Linked DNA regions of Homo sapiens: region 2 is linked to region 1. A link is a loop called in an ENCODE intact Hi-C map of the cell type or tissue named here. Cell type or tissue: IMR-90. All regions are shown on one strand. Links, peaks and the distances in the headings refer to the core of each region. The heading gives the core; the rest is flanking DNA.

Region 1 (10,138 bases), core at 1,550-9,549:
AAAGAGAGAGATAAAGCCCTATAAACCACTCCAAACAGCAAGAGCCACTCTCAACATTCTCTTTCCTTTGAGATTGACTCAATATCCCTCATGCTACAGTGTGTCCTACTTAACACCCACAACAAAAGTAGCAGCAAATGCGTAACACACCAGAAAGTACACAGCTATGCCAGGGATATTGCTGATCTCGTCAAATTATTTTAACAGTGGACTTTTTTTCTATGAAAATCCTCCCTGAAACTCAATATGTAAAACAGAGTTTAAAGAGACAAATGGGTTTCATGGGCAGTTTACATCTTAGTTGATTTAAGGAAAATGCTTCTCATTTTTTGCAGAAAGGCTGAAGCACCTGTAAAAGCTCCTAGAGTCACTTAGAAGACATTTAAGTCATGAAGACACTGGTGAGTAGCTCTCCTGCAAATTCATGTTCTCCAGCCGTAGCTGCTGCTAACCTTTGGCTGGCTTCCTTCCTCCTCCACACAGTGGCTGTTTCAAAATTGTTCTTTCAAGTCCTACCTGTTCTTCAACCCCTTACTCCCTGAAGAGTATAAGGACTCCACAACCACGAGGGTCAGGCCTTAACAATATAACTACCAAGGCTTCTTTCCTCCCTCCTCAAGGTATAATGCTCCATACCCCACCCATTCTGAGCTCCTTTTCTATTGTTTTAGTGTTTTCCCAACACCAGGCATTCAAATATTACCTCCATGACTTTTGCCACATCTGTATTATTATATTTTTTATCAATTTAAGTTTTCTTTTCTAATCAATATTAGTTTTCTTTGTATCAATTTAATTTGCATTAAAACCTTTCATTGGAAAATGTTAAACATATATAAAAGTAGAGAGAGTAATATAAATTATGTACCCATGTACCGGTCAGCTTCAACAATGACCCATGACCAGCTTCAACTTATGACCAATCATTTCTTCATTTATATCAACTCACTTGCCCCCACTTCCAAATATTTTGAATTAAGTCCCAGTCATAGCACTGCATCAATAAATATTTCATTATGTATCTCTGAAAGATAATGGCTTTTTAAAACTTTTTTTAAAAAAACTAGCAGATAAGGAAAAAGGATAGATACAAAAGTAAGGAAGGACCATAATCCGGGGAGTAAAACAGCATCCCAAGTGAGAGGAAAAACCAGAAAGGTGAGAGACAAGCAAAGAAAAGTAGGTCTAGGCTGGCCAGGAAAGTCTCCAAAGATTAAGAACAATAGGCCTGGTGCCAGGAAAACTTTGGGTACAGGTGAGGGCTGGTCCATGAAGTATTGGTAGGACTTTGGGGAAAATGACAGTGCCATTGGTGGGTAGGAAGGATGCCTAGGAATAGGGATGGAAAAAAGGGAAGCAGAGAAACTGGTTCATGCCTGGGGACTGATATACGAGTGCTAGACAAGTGATTCTACAATCAGAAAAATACCAAAGAGAACTGAAAGGGACTGGAGACAGAGAGATGGTAATGGTGGTAGTAGCTGGGGGAATGGTGTGTCTGGGAAAGCATAGAGCTGGGACCTGAGACTCAAATGGGGTGCTGGTTTGGGGAAGGGTTGTTAGGAAATATAGGGTGAAGTGGGCTTGAGAAGGGACACTGCGGGGACTGAGGGAAGGGTGGGTACAAAAGGATGAATGTTGTATATTGGTGAGGGCTGAGGAGAGGCCCACAGCATGTGACTGTCTACCCTAAATGGGTCGTGATCTTGGCCTAAGGCAAAGCACCTCTGCATACCACCAATGACCTCCTGCCTGGGGAATCCAGTGCCCTTTAGTCCTCACTCTACTCATCTCTCTGTAACATTTCACTTTCTTGCTCACCACCTTCTTCCTTTGCACTTTTGATTTCCATGACACTGTAGATTTCTCAGTCTTTGGATTCTCCTTATACCTCCCCAACTTGTTCTCCTTAGTCCTTGGGCGAGCATTCCTCCTCTTCCACCTGCCCTTCTGGGGCAGATGTTCCTAGGGTTACATACTTCCTGTTTAGCCTTGTCTATTGCCACATCTATAGGGTGGTTACGAAATTTATATCTCTAGTCCTATCTGCTATTTTAAGCCTAGAACCCAAATTTCTGTCTATTGTACAACTGTCTCCACACTGATGTGCTGCAGATATCTTCAATTCAACGTATTCAAAAACAAAAACTCAATTTTGTCTTTCTGTCCCACAGATCTAGTCCTCCCATTTTCCTTGCCTTGGTCACAACATCGCCAATCACCCAGCTGCTAAATGAGAAAACTTGGAATCAGTTTTGATTCCTCCCTCTTCTTCACTCACTAACGTAGGCATGTTTGTGGCCACCCAGCATCTTGTGAACGTGCATTCTGTGTTTGAAGAATTTCTCATACTGTGAATCCTGTCCCTTCAATATGTGGGTACTATAGCCTACCCAAATTAATACATAAAATCAGTCATCACAGATAGTGACTCTGACAAAGGAAAATAATATGGGCCCTTGTCCTTGATTAATAAATGTCTAGTTAGGAAGATGCTTACATAAATAAACAACTATAAATCAAGTTATGAGCCTTGTGGTAGGTTCCATAGCAGTTATAAACAAAGGGCTTTGGAAATGGAGAGGAAGGAATAATTACTTGACTAGGGATAGTGAGATTAATATTTAAATCATGAAACTTTAAGTGAAGTATATTACCCTCATAATGTTGTTGGGCCTCATCCAATCATTTGAGGGCTTTAATAGAATAAAGGCTGAGAATAAAGGCTGACCTTCCCTAAGGAAGAGAGAATTATGTCTCCAGACTGTCTTCAGACTTAAGCTTCAACCTCAACACTTCCCTGGTTTATTTTTGTAGAGACAGGGTCTTGCTTTGTTGGCCAAGCTAGTCTCAAACTCCTGGCTTCAAGCGATCCTCTCACATCGCCCACCCAAAGTGCTGAGATTACAGGTGTGAACCATCATGCCTGGCTTGCATAATTTGGATTTGCCAATCTCCGCATCTACATGAGCCAAATCCTTAAAACAAATCAAGATAGATAGGCTGGGTGTGGTGGCTCATGCCTGTAATCCCAGCGCATTGGGAAGTGAAGGCAGGAGGATTGCTTTAGGCCTGGAGTTCAAGACCAGCCTAGGCAACACAGCAAGACCTCCCTCTCTACAAAAAAAAAAAAAAAAAAAAAAAAAGTTTAATTACCCAGATGTAGTGGCACACACCTGTAGGGCTAGTTATTCTGAAGGCTGAGATGGAAGGACCACTTGAGCCCAGGAGTGAAGGCTACCGTGAGCTACGATTGCACCACTGCACTCCAGCCTGGGTGACAGAGCAAGACCCTGTCTCTTAAAATTTTTTAATTAAAAAAAGATAGATGGATAGATAGATACACACACACTATTGGGGCATGTGCATGTATGCACATACACACACACATAGACACACACACACACACACACACATAGACACACACACACACACACACACACACATACATACACACATGCTTTCCAGTCTCCACAATCACATAAGCCAGTTTCTTAAAATAAATCTTAAATTCTTAAAATACACATATATTTGTGTATATATGTGTAATATAAACATATTTTATATACATACACACATATATATGTATATATACACACCTGTCTTCCCATGTGTATGTATACATATATACATACACCAATGTATACATATATACATACAGCTCTTGGTTTACATGTATACATACATGAAGACGGAATCAACAGGATGTGTGTGTATGTGTATACATATATATACACATCTGTATATACACATACACACACATACACACATATACATCTGGTTATACACATGCACATATATACATATATACATCCGTATATACACATACATACACGCATACATCCTGTCGATTTTGTCTTCATGTATGTATACATGTAAACCAAGAGCCATATGTAAAAATGTATACATTGGTGTATGTATATATGTATATATACACACAGGAAGACAGGTGTGTGTATATATATACATATGTGTGTGTGTATATATAAAATATATTTTATACATATACACACATGTGTATATATTTAAGTTAAATATATGCATATATGTATTTACATACACATTTACTATGCATATGTATATAAATATGTAAATTAATATACATATATGTTTAATTATATATACATGAACAATTAAAAATTAACTGGGCATGTGCATACATACACATATTATACACACACACACACACACACACACACACACACACATAATCCTATTGGTTCTGTTTCTCTGAAGAACCCTGACTAATACAGGGTTCCTTACTAGTCCAGTGGGTGGGTTCCCATATCAGATGTTTAGTAACTGCTCCATGAATGGATGGAGCTGGAAGGGAATATGGAGCAGGAGAAGTTGAAAAATGTGAGGCAGTAGGGCACAGGGACCAGGAGTCAGGGTAAAGTTCTAGCGGGGTGGAGCATGATTCTCAAGGTGAGACTTCAAGAATCCTGCTTCTTATTCCGTTTTCCTAGACAAGACCCAAGACAGACACTGTTCATTCAGTAATAGAGATAATATATAAGGCCAGAGGTTCTTTTGGCTAGATCTCTAAGAGACCAGGGTTCAGACAGGGTAATGGTGAAGAAATTCCCAAGCAATGAGTCAGGGCCCAGGAAATGCTTCTGCCTGACTAAAATGATGACAGGATCGTTATCAAGATGTGTCTAGATGTGCACGTAAGTTATGAAGCGTAGGCCAGCCATGACCCTCTGTCCTTCCCACCTGTGCCGCCTACATCTTCCCTCACACTCTCTCCCTGACACCTTTATTCCCAGAGATGCTCTTTACCTCTGACTGCCTTTCCCCAGCTAGAGTGGCCTGTCAGCTGCTGTGGGTTCCTGGCATTGCCCAGCCAGGGCTGCATTTAAAAGCCATTTCACTCTCTAGTCTGTGCAAATACAGGAACTGTGTAAGCAAGTTTTTTTTTTTTTTAAGGGAAAACTATAAAATGTGGACAGTAAATTACATTGCTGTTTTTCCCCTCCCAGTGCAAAATGGCAGGCTGTTAAGTGGTTTGGAGCTAAGTCAGTGTTTCAGATTAAAGGGAGTCAAATCTAAACCTCACATTACTTCAAGAGCATGAAAAAGATATAGCCTTAAATAGTCCCTATAACTGACAGAGGGAAAGGAGGCTGATTGTCAGTTATTACTGCTAATTTTGTATTTGCAGATAGGTGGAAGGTCTCTGGATCTTTTTAAGCACAGGTATGCCCATTTTAAACTAGGCCAATTTAGGAAAACCTAGTCTAGCAAATCAGAAAGTTTAGCAAGTGATTCTTCACATTTCAAAGAATTCTTCACTTCGAAAGCAATTAAGACCATCTCTATGATTAGTAATGGTTTAAAAGTCTGCCACAAATGTATTCCTAATGATCCATCAGAAAAGTATTTCCCTTACTGAAGGGCCCTGGTAATTATTTAGAGACTATAATGAGCCATATCCACATTGCATTATTTAAAACATGTATTTACTGGAAGACTATATTTGACAAAGGATTTCCTACACCTATAAAATTGGCCCCACTGTCAGATTAAATTGTAAAAGGAAAATAAAAAGAAAATACAGAATATAACCTTAAGCACAAGATTGCTTGAAATTCAAATATAATACCCCTATTACCTATTTTTACATGGCATTAACTTTAAACAAAGGATTGAGTACCTGACATTATAGGAACCTGAATATAAATTTGTTTATCCCACAGATGTAGTTTTATTGCTTACTATATGTAAAGCACTGTGTTATCCCCTAAAGTAGATAGAAAATGAAGGTGATGCTTTCCCTCCAAGAAAACTGGAGAAATAAGGCATAAATATGAATCACTTAAGAAATAACAGGGCTGGGTGCAGTGACTTAACACCTGTAATTCCAGCACTTTGGGAGGCTGAGGCTGGAGGATCAACTGAAGCCAGGAGTTTGGGACCAGCCTGGGCAACATACTAAGACCCCATCTCTACAAAAAAAAAAATTTTGTTAACTTGCCAGGCATGGTGGTGCATGCCTGTAGTCCTAGCTACTAGGGAGACTGAGGGGGGAGAATTGCTTGAGCCCAGGAGTTCAAGCTTGCAGTAAGGTATGATCACACCACTGTACTCCAGCCTAGGCAATAGAGTTAGATCTTGTCTCTAAAAAAATTTTAATTTTTAAAAATTTAAAAAAACAAATAAGATCAGAAATTATATAATTAAGTGCCACATTGAAAGTCAGACGGTAACTACAACAGGAAAGGGAAAACTTATATGGGCTGAAGTAGTAAGAGATATGAAACCTGATCTAGCTGAGAAACAGATGAGAGGAAGACAGGCAAGAATTTGCCCTGAAACTGGCTCAAAACAAGCTAGAGAAAGGACTTAAAAATGGAAAGAAATAGGCAGAAAGTGCAGAGGTATTAAAAAAGAAAAAAAAAAAAGGTTGTTAGAGAAATCATTATCAAATAGCAAGCAGTGGGAATGAATGGAACAGTACAGAGACAATGGGGAAAAGAGAGTCAGAAATCATAAGAGATAAGAGATCAAACCCTGTCATAGCAAAAGGGATACAGGCTGTCTATCAAAGCCCTATTGTTCAGGCTGACCCTGTCAGCAAGATTCACACTAAAAGGGTATACTACAACTTTTCAGTCTCCAAAGTACTGGCTTGCAAGTGACACTTAAACCTCTTTTAATGATAGACCTAGTTTGAAACTCACAGAACAGTTTTTCATCTTCTCTCTTCATTAACCTGCCTGCACTAGCAGTTTTCTGTCATAAAATGCTTAACAAAGCTTTAACAGGAATGGGAGTGTTCTAGTCTGTTCTCTTCCTCATTACACTCTTAGGAGGTGCTCTCTCTGCCCCTGTAATATATTTCCTTAATACAGTTCCTGACTCCACTGAACTCCCCTTCAATTGTTGGAAACTTTGTTCATGATCATACCAGGGACAATATGTGCTCTTTCATAGTCATAGTAAGGTGACAAGCTTTGAAAAGGATCTGTGGGTTAATTGCCCTAGAATTAAACCTTTAAGGCCCACAGCAGGGGCAGAGCTAAGAGTCATCTCAGCACAAAGAGAATTCACTCTCTGGCAACAGGCTGAGGGGCTAAACCAGGGTTTAAAAGATCCATGCCTACAGGGTGGAGGACAACCCACTTTGTATACCAAATATGCTATTTCTATTTCTAGATTGTGGTGTCTTTTAGTTGCACAGTGCTTTACAACTTTAAAAAAATCCTATCACTTACCTTATCTCATGTTCTAAATGCTTTAAAATAAAAGATGCTTCAAAACTAGAAAATATTAATTTGCCTTACTGTGTTGTAATATATACACAGTATAGAGAATAAGTTTTAAACATACAGCTCAATTAATTTCTACATATATACATATAAATACACACACACACACACACACACACACACACAGATCATTAACCACCATAGGATATAAAGAATTTCCAGGACCCCAAAAGGCTCTCTTGAGTACCTCCCCCAGTAATTTTTTTCCTCACAACATTAAAGCTTTTTAAAATAAAAATTTAAAAATTGTTAATCCAAACATTTCACTGATGTTTAAGGAAGCTGATTTGACTCATTAATATACTTTCAAAGTTTTAAGAAATAATGATAAAAAAAAAAGCCAAAGACTTATATATGTTAATAGTTTCCACCAAAAAGAAATGTACTATCCCTCTCACTAAACCCTAACCTTTTGAACTGACTCATCAGGGACTTTTTAACAATACTAGGAACTATTGGTAACAGGAATAACAAGTACCAGAAGGCAACAGTTAGCTTTTAAAATGTTTAATCCAGAAATATACCCAAATACATAGCCATTACCAACATGTGAAGTCAGCGGAAAGAGGATAAAAGGAGCTAAGCAAGGGGACATCTGGCCTGGCTTTTTTGTGAAGTCTTCTGTTAATTTTTATGCTGGTTTAACTAACGCACATAGCATAGAAATAATATAGTAGCATAAATGTTACCAAGGGCAAGAATCAGAAACAAAAAACAATTCCCAGAAAAGGGAATTTCATACCTTTCTACGAAAGACTAGGTTATTTCAGGCAACTATGGGCTTATAACTATTTAAATAGTTAAACAGGTGGCTTTCTTCTCCTGTAGGCCACAGGCACAAACTACAATGAATATCACTTGTGAAAATCAGGCACAAGTGAATGAAGAAAAGTTTCATAACTGGACAGACAGCACCAAGAGACTTTACCACAATAACTATCCTCATGGTCAGGGTTTAGGCACATTCTGTAATTAATAAAGATTGATGTCTTTAAATTTAATTATCAATTTAAATGAAAGTACAAAAATGAAATCTTTATGAGGGCTGCAATTACATACTTTTGCCTATCATTCAACAGCTGTCTGCAGTACTCTAATGCCAACTTTATTTGTAACAGAATATTATATAATCAAAGTTAGCTTTGTGCAAAAACAATTTAGATTAAGTCTGGAAACTCTAGGTTTATGAGAGTCTCTAACTTTCTCCACTCCCTGAAATAATCTCTATTCAACCTTCACTCTTATAGAGGGTAAGAAGAGGTAAGAGAACCAAGCATGGCTTTTAACTATCACCTGGTCAATAGCATCAAGAAATACTGGAGTCAAAGCAGAAAAAAAACTACTGTCTCTTTGCTACCATTTACCTCTTTGTTCTCATGGCCAATAAAACACACAAATCTAGGTCACTTAAAATCCTCTAATAGCTAAATGCATCTTTAACAGGTAACCAAGTTAAATTATTCCCCTGTCTCCACCTGAGAATAAACCATGATGACTACTAGGTTAGCTTCCCCACAGGTAAACTGAGGAATGGATCATGTATGCTTGGGAAGCTCTTACTCACAGTCTCACGTACACTAATGATGGCTTAGGAGCCTCCAGCACACACACACCTTCTTGTGTTCCAAAAGCTTTACAACAGCATAGCATAGTAGGAGGCAGAATGATAAATCTCAAATCTCACCTTTGACAGTAACTACTTGTATGAATTCAGAAAGGCACCTAAACTCTCTGCCTCAATTTCCTCATCTGTAAATTGGGAATGACACGTAGCAACCTCCCAGAATTGTTGAAATGATTAAATAAACTGAGACATGTAAAGTACTTACAACAGCCCCCAACTAAATAAGACTACACACCAGAATCGTATACTGAAGTACCATTGTGTGTCTGCGTGTAAAGAGTTTGAATGGGGTCTCTGCTCTTTGCTGATTTATCAGACTAAGAAACAGTATGACTTCAGATGCATTCCTTGGGAAACAGACTCTGAGATGAATATTTTCAGGAGGGAAAGTTCTTGGAAAGTATCCTTGGGATCAACAACTATGGAGGAGCACAAGATATAGGAATGGGCACAAGGAGTAGTTGAACTGTATTACAATAGCGACAAAAGACTCAGCCAATCCTACAGGGTTCTCTGGAGCTGGGATGGTCCTTCTGACTTGGACCACCCAAGTCTCAAGGGATTGAGACTTTATAACTCCACATTGACCAGCCATTTGCTGTGGGCTGCCCTCAGGTGGGGGTCATGACCTTGAGTGAATGGGTCCCTTCAGCTAATACCCAGGCAGAGATTCAGCTGAGAACTAGCAGCCATCAGCAGTCCAGCCACTATGGGAATGAGTCCCTCAGTCCTGAAGGGAGGATGTGGACAGCACACCAGATTTATATCCACTTGTACAGAAATACAAGTGGCACAATGGTTGGGCTGTACTTGATCTGGTGTGCTTTCTCTGTGGGGAAGTCTACCAAGATTCTGATTGGTCATCTCTTCCTGCAGAAGTTTATGTGAGAGAGGGAGGTGTTAGTGGGGCAGCTGGTGTCAAGACCACAACTGATACTCAGTGCATTGCTTTCCTACTGTATCTCGACCCTCTTCTTGAGCCCTCATTCTTGACCCTCTTCATCCCAAGCTAGTGTCTCTGCTGGTCAAGGCAGCTTAACTTGGGGGGTGACCCAGACCTCATCACTGCGGGACATGTTCTCAGTCCATGACTTCTATACTTTTCCATTCACTCTCAAAATTGAGCAAAGGAGTACTAAGAAACTCCCGAGTGAGCCACCTAAGTGCCAACCAGATTTTTCCACACCCCCATTGGGTAGCAGCAGCCTTACTATTTTCTTTCAGGACCAATTATCCCTGC
Region 2 (10,138 bases), core at 630-8,629, 76 kb before region 1:
TATTTGTTCTTTTGTTTTTTTGGGGTTTTTGTTTTGTTTTGTTTTGTTTTGTTTTGTTTTTGAGACGGAGTCTCGCTCTGTCGCCCAGGCTGGAGTGCAGTGGTGCGATCTCGGCTCACTGCAAGCTCCGCCTCCCAGGTTCACGCCATTCTCCTGCCTCAGCCTCCTGAGTAGCTGGGACTACAGGCGCCCGCCACCAAGACCAGCTAATTTTTGTATTTTTAGTAGAGACGGGGTTTCACCCTGTCAGCCAGGATGGTCTGGATCTCCTGACCTCGTGATCCGCCCGCCTCGGCCTCCCAAAGTGCTGGGATTACAGGCGTGAGCCACCGCGCCCGGCCCCAAATTATTTGTAACAAGGTTAAAAGTAGTTTTTACAACAGATCTTCTTTCGAAACAGTGATGTCATTAGGCATTCTGTTTAATGCCACATAGAAAACTACGAATAAAACCATAAATTATTCACAGATGATAATAAATATTTAAAAAGTAATAATGACAATGTTGGAATAATTATAAGTGTACCTACAATTGAGGGCTCATGAAACTCTTTCCACTTCCAGCTGTGCATAATCACAGAACATGGGGCACTAAAGTTATCTGGTACTGTGGTAGAGACAGGTAGGGCTTGCTGACTATCCATGTGCGCTCCTACATTTCCCAGCTTCCTTTGCACTTAAGATTGAGGTCATATGACTAGTTCTGACCAATGGACTTTGATACAAAGTAACCGTGTCACTTCTTGACTGAGGCAGTTAAGAGCCAGTGTGCTTCATTCTTCACTCTCTTCCCTTTTCTTCCCCTGCCTCAGCAACACTGAGAGCCACATGTTCCAGATGGTATACTGACACAGACAGGGAAGCTGCTGAGTCACAATGAACTTTACATGAGTGAGAAGAAAACTTTGCTGTGTTAAGCTAATGAGATGTCATGGGTTGATGTTGCAGCACTAGGGTTAGTTACCCTGACAAAAAAAAAGGCTGTATGTTAATGTGTTTGCTGTGGCCTAGAACTTAAATTTAAGCTGCTGACACTAGGCTTCTAAAAATAGCATTAGAGGAAAAATAATATTCCTTTTTTTGTCTATTTAAATGTTCTCACTTTTCCTGGTCCTGCACAGTCTAAAGCAGTGGTTCTCAAAGTGTAGTTCCCAAGACCAATAGCATCAGCATCACCTGAAGACTTGTTAGAAACATAAATTCCCAGGCCCTGCCTGAGGCCTGCTGAATCAGAAACTCTGGCAGTGGGTCCTAGCAATCTGCATTTTAACACATCTTCCTGGTAATTCTGGTGGAATTGGTCTAAGGCAACCTTTCCTTGAGTCCACCTGAATGTGATGCTCTTCCTTGAGTCCACCTGAATGTGATTCTCATGCAGCTAATTTCTCCCTTTATATCACATGCGGTCAGCAGACAACTTATGTTCAAATTCCTACTTTTTATGCCCCTCATTTTTTTTCAAACATCAGCTTTTACAGTGATTAATTGCACATAGCCTTGCTATATAGATCAGAGATAACTGCAAATTCTTTGTCATGCCCCCACTGAAAGGTGGAATCTGTTTCTCCACCCCCTTAAATATAAGTTGGGCCTGTAACTGCTTTGGCCATTGGAATGTGGCAGAAGTGAAGCTGTGCCAGTAAGCCTAGACTTTAAGAGGACTGGCAGCTTCCATGCTATGAGGAGGCAAAAGCAGCCTCAAGGAGAATTAAGACCCCCAGCTGACAGCCCCAACTGAGCTACCAGCTGTCAGCTAGCATCAACCATCCACTATGTAAGTATGCCATCTTACATGCCCTGGGCCAGTTGAGCTGAGATTGCTACAGCCCCAGATGACTTTATGTGGAGCAGAAGAACCTCCCAGTTGAACACAGTCAGCCCAGAGATTTAGGAGATATAATAAAATGGCTATTGTTTTAAACCACCAAGTTTGAGGGGAAGAGGAAAGATATAAAGCAATAGAGAATCAAACATTCACTTTTATTGTTTTTGAAAAGTACTATTAAAGTCAAATTTTAATAGGTTCTACTTACCAAAAATTTCTCTCTGGTTCAAACAAACTAACTTAACATGGCTCCTTGCAATGACCTTTTCCTAATATTTCCCTCTCCTTTGGCTTACATTAAAAAAAATGTAAGTTGTTTCTCCAACCTTGGCTCTGGAAGCTTGTAGTAATTTTACTACCTATCCCATGGGTGTCAAATAGACATCTGAGTCTTTGTCTTCTACATCCATAACTGTTAAGGCGAAATACAAAGAAATGGAAGCAAGAAGTTCATAATCTCGTCAGAGAATTTCAATAGAGTTTAGTTAAGGGAGGAGTCAGATTTTTGCAACCTAAATAAAAATTCTCCTTTCCACATTTATCCCTAAATGTAGTAACCAAACAAGATCAAGAACATGATTACCAGAAAGTTTACAGCTGCAAAAGCATTATCCTAGTTCTGAATTTCTTTGGGAAAACACATACTTGCAAAATGAAAGATAAACTAATATTAAGTGATCATAGCTATTAACTGATAGCTGAAGACAGCTTGGGCAGGTTGATGTTCACAAATATGTTACAGCACTTAGGAATCAATTATTTAAAGCTAAGAGTCAAAAGCTAAGTATTCAAAGTATAAGTACATGCCGAGAGGCTACAACTAGCAAAAGAGCAACTTGCAAAGACCTCTAACCCAGAAAAATTATATGGGCAGTAAATTTTAGAGGGTGAGGAGCATACCCGTATCTCTCTATCTCCAGAACCCAGCAAAGTGTTCGGTATATAAAAGTGGCAAACATGGTGAAACCTCGTCTCTACCAAAAATACAAAAAAAAATTAGCTGGGCATGGTGGTGCGCACCTGTAGTCCCAGCTACTCAGGAGGCTGAGGCAGGATAATCGCTTGAACCTGGATTCACTTGAACCCAGAGGTTGTAGTGAGCCGAGATCACGCTGCTGCACTACACCTTGGTGACACAATGAGACTCCGTCTAAAAAAAAAAAAAAATGGTGTCTGGGTATGTGTTTATGAACGAACAAATGAATGACAGTCATAGCAAAGAAAGAAGCAAAAGAGGCCAAAGTGGAAGTAAAGAAGTGATAAAGAAGAATTTCAAATATAAATACCTCCAAGCACAAGCATCACTAAATGTCTTAAAGGTGCTTTCTCAACTAAAAGCAATTGGGATACAAACCTTAGTCATGTAAATAGCAGCGGCTAAACAGGCTCTGCAGCTTTGAGCTTCCCAAAGCAAGTCAGGTCTGGGAAGAGGAAAAACAAGGCTTTCAGCACCTTAAAAAGTGCTAAAGAAAGGGCAGGTCTCAAACTCCGTTTTGGTCAGTCTTTCAATCTTTGAAAGAATGGAGTCAGTAGTCATGTTATAACAAGATGGGTCATCTGGTATTAACAAAGTTAATTCTATATGTACATAGAAGCCTCTGTCTACCTGAAATTTTTAATATATCAAAATTCTTAATGATAACTTTCAAATATTAATGTTTCCACCAAAACGGATGCATTTTCACTTAGGACAATAATCATTGGTGACAGTCATAATTGTTATGTTCTGGCCGTCAAGACACCTAATTATGTTTTACTGCCTCAATTTTTCATTATTTGACTTTACATAAGTATATTAAGTAATTGTTCATTTTCTTGCTATAATTCTCAGAGGCCGTCCTACCAAGTATATGTATAGAAACAAATAGCCCCTCAAGTGTCTGATTGCCTAATTCTCATTATTTAGCAATACTTTCTGAAATAAAAATGAGTACAAAGACACTAATAAATAAAAATTTAAAAATAACATTTCAATAAGTGAAACTCAAATCTTTGTTTTTCACATCATCCAAAAAAAGGCTCTATAAATGCATTAGGTTATATATATTTGCCATGTTTTACAATATACAAAATCAGACTCAAATTTGGACTTGTAAGGGAACTTTTTTTTACAAGCTTGTCCAAATCCTCATTCACAGATGGAAAAATCTGAGGTTTATAGAGTTGAAATAACTTAGCCTCATTAAAGTAAATGTTTACCCAAGCACCATTGTTAATGGTTAGACTCATCCATTCAATAAACATATATCTAGCAGGCAGCTGGGGACCAGGCACTCTACCCGCCCTGGGTCCTGCCCTCAAGGCACTCAGTTTAGGAATCGGCCCACATGAAAATGACAATTCAATTCTGGGTCACAGCTTCTGTAAGAAAAGTTAAGTGGTATCAATAGCAAGAGAGCAAATTCAACTGGGTCAGGGGATTAGATGGGGGAAGATGCTGGAGAAGGCTTCACAGAGGAGATTTAAGCTATAGATTAAAAGTGCATACAGGTGGCACACTATCCCCACCTCAGTGGAGTCTCAGTTAACCCAGCAAGTCCATTTCACAGGTCAGATAAGAAGACTGTGTGAGAGTTCCTGTTTTTACAAGAGAAATCATGCCTGTAATAGAGTCATGTGGGAAGGAAAATTGCATCACTGTTATTACATCCTCTTATAAATATTGTTTATATATACATCCAATTACTTCTTATTATGGTCATTGAATTGTCTTTTACAGCAATTTACTTTTAGTTGTTACAATATCATTATGTTGAAGTCGGAAGAAAGAAAACCGTTCTCCCTTATTGAAACTCAGACATTGTAACGTGGAGTGATTTTCCCAAGAATCTGGTAAGTCAGCAGCACCAGAGTGTCAAACTTCAGGGTCTGTTTCTAATCTACTGAATCATACTGCCTCTTGGAAATGGGCCTCCTTTTGGATGTCTGACTGGATAAGATTAGGTAATAACACAATAACTAGCAAACACCAAGAGCTAATTAGTACATGCCCTGTGAAGGTGTTTCAGATGTGCTTTATTTTGAAAGAGGAATGGGAAGCTGCCAAGCCTCACACAAATCATGTTTATTCCTGTATTTAAGCTGAATTATACACAATTTTTAGTACATTTTTAAGTATTTTCCCACTGCACCTCCACCATACCTCTTCTCATGTGAGTAGATTAAAGACACATTGTTGAAAGTTCACTTGGGGCTGAAGAAGAAGAAAATATATTCAATGACAAGGAAATACAGGAAGTGCCAACCTAGTATAATTTAACATTTATAGGTATCAAAGTCTGATAAGAGCTTCAAATTTCCACACTCTGCCCAGAGAAAAATACTATCTTTTTGCTTAATCTGCCTTTTATGCTGTGCCTGTAAAATACAGAATAAAGTGTTAGTCGATGTAAACAATTAAAAAGTGCACAACTCAAAAATTTTTTTGAGATGGAGTCTTGCTGTGTTGCCCAGGCTGGAGTGCAGTGGCACAATCTCAGCTCACTGCAACCTCTGCCTCCCAGGTTCAAGCAATGCTCTTGCCTCTCAGCCTCCCGAGTAGCTGGGATTACAGGCACACGCCACCATGCTTGACTAATTTTTGTATTTTTTTAGTAGAGACGGGGTTTCACCATGTTGGCCATGCTGTCTCGAACTCCTGACCTTGTGATCTGCCTGCCTCGACCTCCCAGAGTACTGGGATTACAGGTGTGAGCCACTGTGCCTGGCCAATTCAAATTTTAAAAGGAATATGATATAGCCAATTGGAATGTCTACATTGACCAAATTAATGAGATTATTGCTAAATCATTTTCCTTTGTTCTTTCTGGGGATTCTCCTAAGCATGGGCATTTATGGAATGAACTTGTAACCACAGAAGATAACAAACATTTAACTCCTCAAATGGTCAACATTTATGTGTACACTCAAAAAGAAAAAACTTGTAAGCTGGCCTGATGCCAATGTCAAATACTCGGCTACACACCCTCCTAACATTAGCGCATGCCGCCCCTCCACTCTGTCACTATGTGGCTGACACCATGTGCCCATTGGTCGTAGGGTTGTAAGTAAGAGAACAGAGCTCATCCAACACAAACCATCTCCATAAACAACTCAAGTTTATCTTTACAAGCTGTAGGACTTCTCAGAAGAGCACAGAATAAAATCAACAATAGCAGCTTTGAATAGGATTTTCAATAGCAAGACTATACATAGCAATAGAGATATAGACTTTAGTAAGATCAAACCTGTTTAAGAACATTGGTTAGGCAAACTGGGGCATGGTGTGGGTGTCCGCGTTTGCTCCTTCAGGTAGAGCAGTTATACCCCACCCATCTGGGAATAAGTAAAGAGGAATGCAATTCCCTATTCTGCATTTATCAAATTGTTTTTTTCTGGGGGAAAGGATGAACTTTTAGCTGGTGGCCACACAAAAAGCCACTAGTGTGAGGTGTCTATGTTACTTATCATTTGAGTAGAAAACGAATCTAATTGGAGAATGCCAACCATTTCTATGCGATGGAGGTTTAGTGTTGCCAGCTCGCTAACCTTCTCAAGAGAAGCCAGAAATTCAGATGTTTGTTGTAAAGTCTCCTGATTTATTTTAACATCAAAAATCCAAACAAAACAGGTCAATATACTTAATTTGGCCCATTGGCCACCAGTTTAAGATGTATTACATACATAGGAATTATCATTCACTGAATTATGAATGCAGTGAATCATTAATGTATAATGAATATACATTTATCTGAATGTATAATGAATATACATTTATCTGACAAATTCCTACATATTTATGATTATCCCTATATTAGTTTAATTCTATGCATAATTTTCTCGAGTTAACTGGCGGCAATCCCACTATATGTTAACTAAAGAAGATCCAGCTATGAATAAGGTAACATTTCTAACATCAAAAAGACACAGTGTAATGGTGAATAAAAGTCAGGAGGTAAGGAGTGTTACAATAGAGTGAGGAGTGTTACAATAGAGAAATATATTCAGGATGAACAAGGATAAATTGATAGGGGTAATGATGCCAGATGAAGTTGGAAAGACCAGGTAACAAAGGCCTTATGTGTCATGGTGATGAGGATACCAGCAGCTATCACTGCTGAACACAGATAATGCATGAAGTGCTGTGCTTACACTGTAAATACATTACCCAACATAACTCTCGCACCAACCAACTCAGGAAGAGATTATCATTATCTCCATTTTATAAGTAAGAAATTTGAAGATTGGAGAGGTCAAGTAAACTGTCCAAGGCCATAGCTGTGTGTGGCAGAGTCAGAATCTGGGCTCAGAGCATTTATCTAACTCTAAAAACCGTGCTTTCAGCCACCATGAGTTTGCCAAAAGAATTGAGATTTCAGCCTATAAGTAATGAAAGCAAATGAAGAATCTTAGACCTGCATTATTCTATTCTGTTCTCACAAGATTCTGTGATCTAAATAATGAAAAGTATGATAACTTTTATATCTGAAGAAATCAAGAAAGGTTAAGCAATTTAAAGCAAGAGAAACAACGGGTTCCTGGCACCCAAATAGCTCAATCTCCAGCCCAGGAATAATGTTGATTTCACATGGTTGGCAAATATTACTTTCCAAATACTTGATATGCTTTCAACAACCACACTTCTTCAAATTCAGAAGTTCCAAGAGCATATTCCCAATTAAATCCTCTCCCCAGTAGAACCCTAGCTATTTCTAGCCAAGTGGTTCCTAATTTAGGATGTCAATCTAAGAAATACAAAATGACTACTGTGACAAAGAAGAACAGCCATCATCAACTTCTCCACAGCCAACTGTGTGTGCTGAACTACAAACTCCATTTGAATATCAATATGAAATAATGGTACACTAAGACTTTTCTTTTGTGTACTAGTAACCCTTTTTATTCCTTGCAATGGATGTAAAGCATTTAAGCAATCAACTTTCTAGGTTCTAGCCACATTTTATTTATGTCTGATGAGAGTTTGCCCTCCCACCCTCTTAAAGTTTTACTGCAATAAAAATTTAATACCACTTCTATTGTTCAGGTCAAAATTAGTAATTAGAAGGGGAATATTATTTATAACAGTGACATAACATGGTCGGACCTAGAATATGACAAAGATAATTATCTACTTACAGAAGAAAATAGTCGCATAAATGGAGCTATATCCTGGCCACTTTTGTTCCCCAGATATGCCACAAAACTGATTATGTCATCTTAATGCTTTCCAGAATGAAAAAAATACAGCAACTTTCTTCATAAAAAATAAACATAACAGCAACGACTTGTTAAGCACACACACACATATATATACATATACATATATATATGTATATATATACACATATATATATGTGTATATATATATGTTACAAGGACATTGTGAGAAAGCTATACTACCCCAACTTTTTCAGAGGAGAAAACTAAAACTCAGAGAGGTTAAATTTTCCAAGATTAGGTAACTAGTAAGTGGAGATCTAGGAATTGAACCCAGAAAATGCTGACTCCTAGACACTAAGCCCTAAAACACTAGGAAGTCTTAGGCATTGGAGAGAGAAATAAAGGGAGAATGCAAGAGGTAGTGATAAAAGGAGCTTGAAGTTTATATGAGACTTTATATAGGAAGATCTTAGAGAATGGAGATTATTAAACTAAATAAGCATAAAATGTAGATATGGCAAGAAATCAAATAAAATATAAAGAGAAATTATAGAATGGGAATGATATTTGCAAAATAGATGACATACAGCAAACCAGGAATAGAGGAGAACTTCCTGAAAATTATAAAGAACTTCTACAGAAGACCCACAGCTCACTTCATACATATAGGTGAAAATCTGGACACTTTCTCCTTTAAATTAGGTGCAAGGTGAGGATGCCTCCTCTCACCACTCCTTTAAGCATTGTACCAGAAGTCCTAGTTTGTGCAATAAGACAAAAATAGGAAATAAAAAATAAACAAATTATAAATGAGGAAATAAAACTGTATTTACAAATAGCAATGATTGTCCATGTAGAAAATCCCAAAGAAACAACAATAACAACAAAATTCCTGGAACTAATAAGCAAGTCCAATTCTTTTTCTGTATAAAAGCAATGAACAATTGGAATCTGAAGCTTAAAAAATAATACCATTTAAAATAGCACCCAAAAAATAAAATAAAATACTTATGTATATATACAAAATCTATATATCAAAAAATATGAAATTCTGATGAAAGAAATAAAAACCATCTAAATAAATGGAGAAATATTGTGTTTATGAATTAAAACACACATTGTTAAGGTATCAATTCTTCCCAACTTGGCCTGTAACTTTAAAGCAACCCCAACCAGAATCCCAGCAAGGTATTTCGTCTCTATTGAAAAACTGACTCTACAGTGTATATGGTAAGGCAAAAGACCTAGAATTGCCACCACAATAACTAAAGAAGAAGAACAGTGTTGGAGGACTTAATATAAAGCCTTAATATAAAGCTATAGAGATCAAGACAATGTGTTATTACAAAAATAATAGACAATGCAACAGAATAGAGAGTACAGAAATAGACCTACATAAATATGATCATTTTATCTTTGAGGAAGAAGCAAAGGCAATTCAATGAAAAAAAGGATTGTCTTTTCAATAAATGGTGCTGAAACAGTTAGATAACCATATGTTAAAAGAAAAAAAAGAACCTAAATTCATACGTCATACCTTTCATAAAATTAATTCAACTGGATCCCAGACTTAAATGTAACATTCAAAATTATAACACTTCTAAAAGAAAACATAGGAAAATACCTGTGTTCTTGGGTTTAATGATGAACTTCATTTATAACACCAAAAGCACAACCTATGAAGGGAGAAATTCATAAGTTGGACTTTGTTAAAGTTAAAAATGTGTGCTCTGTGAAAGACACTGTTACGAAAATGAAAAGACAAGCCACTACTGGGAGAAAAAAAACTGCAAATATGTATTTGATAAAGGACTTAAATTCAAAATATAGAAAGAACACTTAAAAATCAACAATAGGAAAACAGACCAACTAAAAAACAGACAAAAGATCTGAACAGACACCTCACCAAAGATTATATACAGATAGCAAATAAATATATGAAAAATTGCTCAACATAATTTGTCATTAGGAAGTCACAAATTAAAACAACAAGATACCACTATATATCTACTAGAATAGTTAAAAATCTAAAAACTGATGATGCCTATTGCTAGCAAGGATGCAAAACAATATGAATTCTCATTCATTGCTGATGGGTACAACCACTTTGGAAGACATTTTGGCAGCTTTTTACAAAGGTAAATATGGTCTTACCATATGATCTGATAATTGCACT

The links. A loop is a pair of places that touch in the nucleus more often than their neighbours do. Peaks named below come from ENCODE experiments on the same cell type or tissue, not always from the same donor. Only the 100,000 strongest peaks of a DNase experiment are listed, where the experiment ranks them.
Region 2: it touches region 1 in a loop (1.9-fold over the local background); 2 of 110 quality-filtered maps call a loop at or near these places.

Annotation. Positions count from the first base shown.
Region 1 is chr5:96,062,664-96,072,801 of GRCh38, reverse strand. All of the region lies in intron 1 of LOC101929710 (a long non-coding RNA gene), which reads right to left. It overlaps LOC105379096 (a long non-coding RNA gene), which reads left to right and starts at 335. Exons shown (of 4, transcript XR_001742447.2): 1 at 335-401. It also overlaps a transcript of CAST not described here. RefSeq lists an enhancer at 6,444-7,346. In IMR-90, for the core only: no CTCF peak of the experiment used is centred there; a DNase peak (open chromatin) is centred at 4,621; H3K27ac peaks cover 2,401 bases.
Region 2 is chr5:96,137,526-96,147,663 of GRCh38, reverse strand. The region is part of intron 1 of LOC101929710 (a long non-coding RNA gene); the gene reads right to left. It also overlaps a transcript of CAST not described here. Among named protein-coding and RNA genes, the nearest start is that of MIR583, 63 kb to the right of the region's middle. In IMR-90, for the core only: no CTCF peak of the experiment used is centred there; DNase peaks (open chromatin) are centred at 833, 4,023, 4,453 and 4,683; H3K27ac peaks cover 2,786 bases.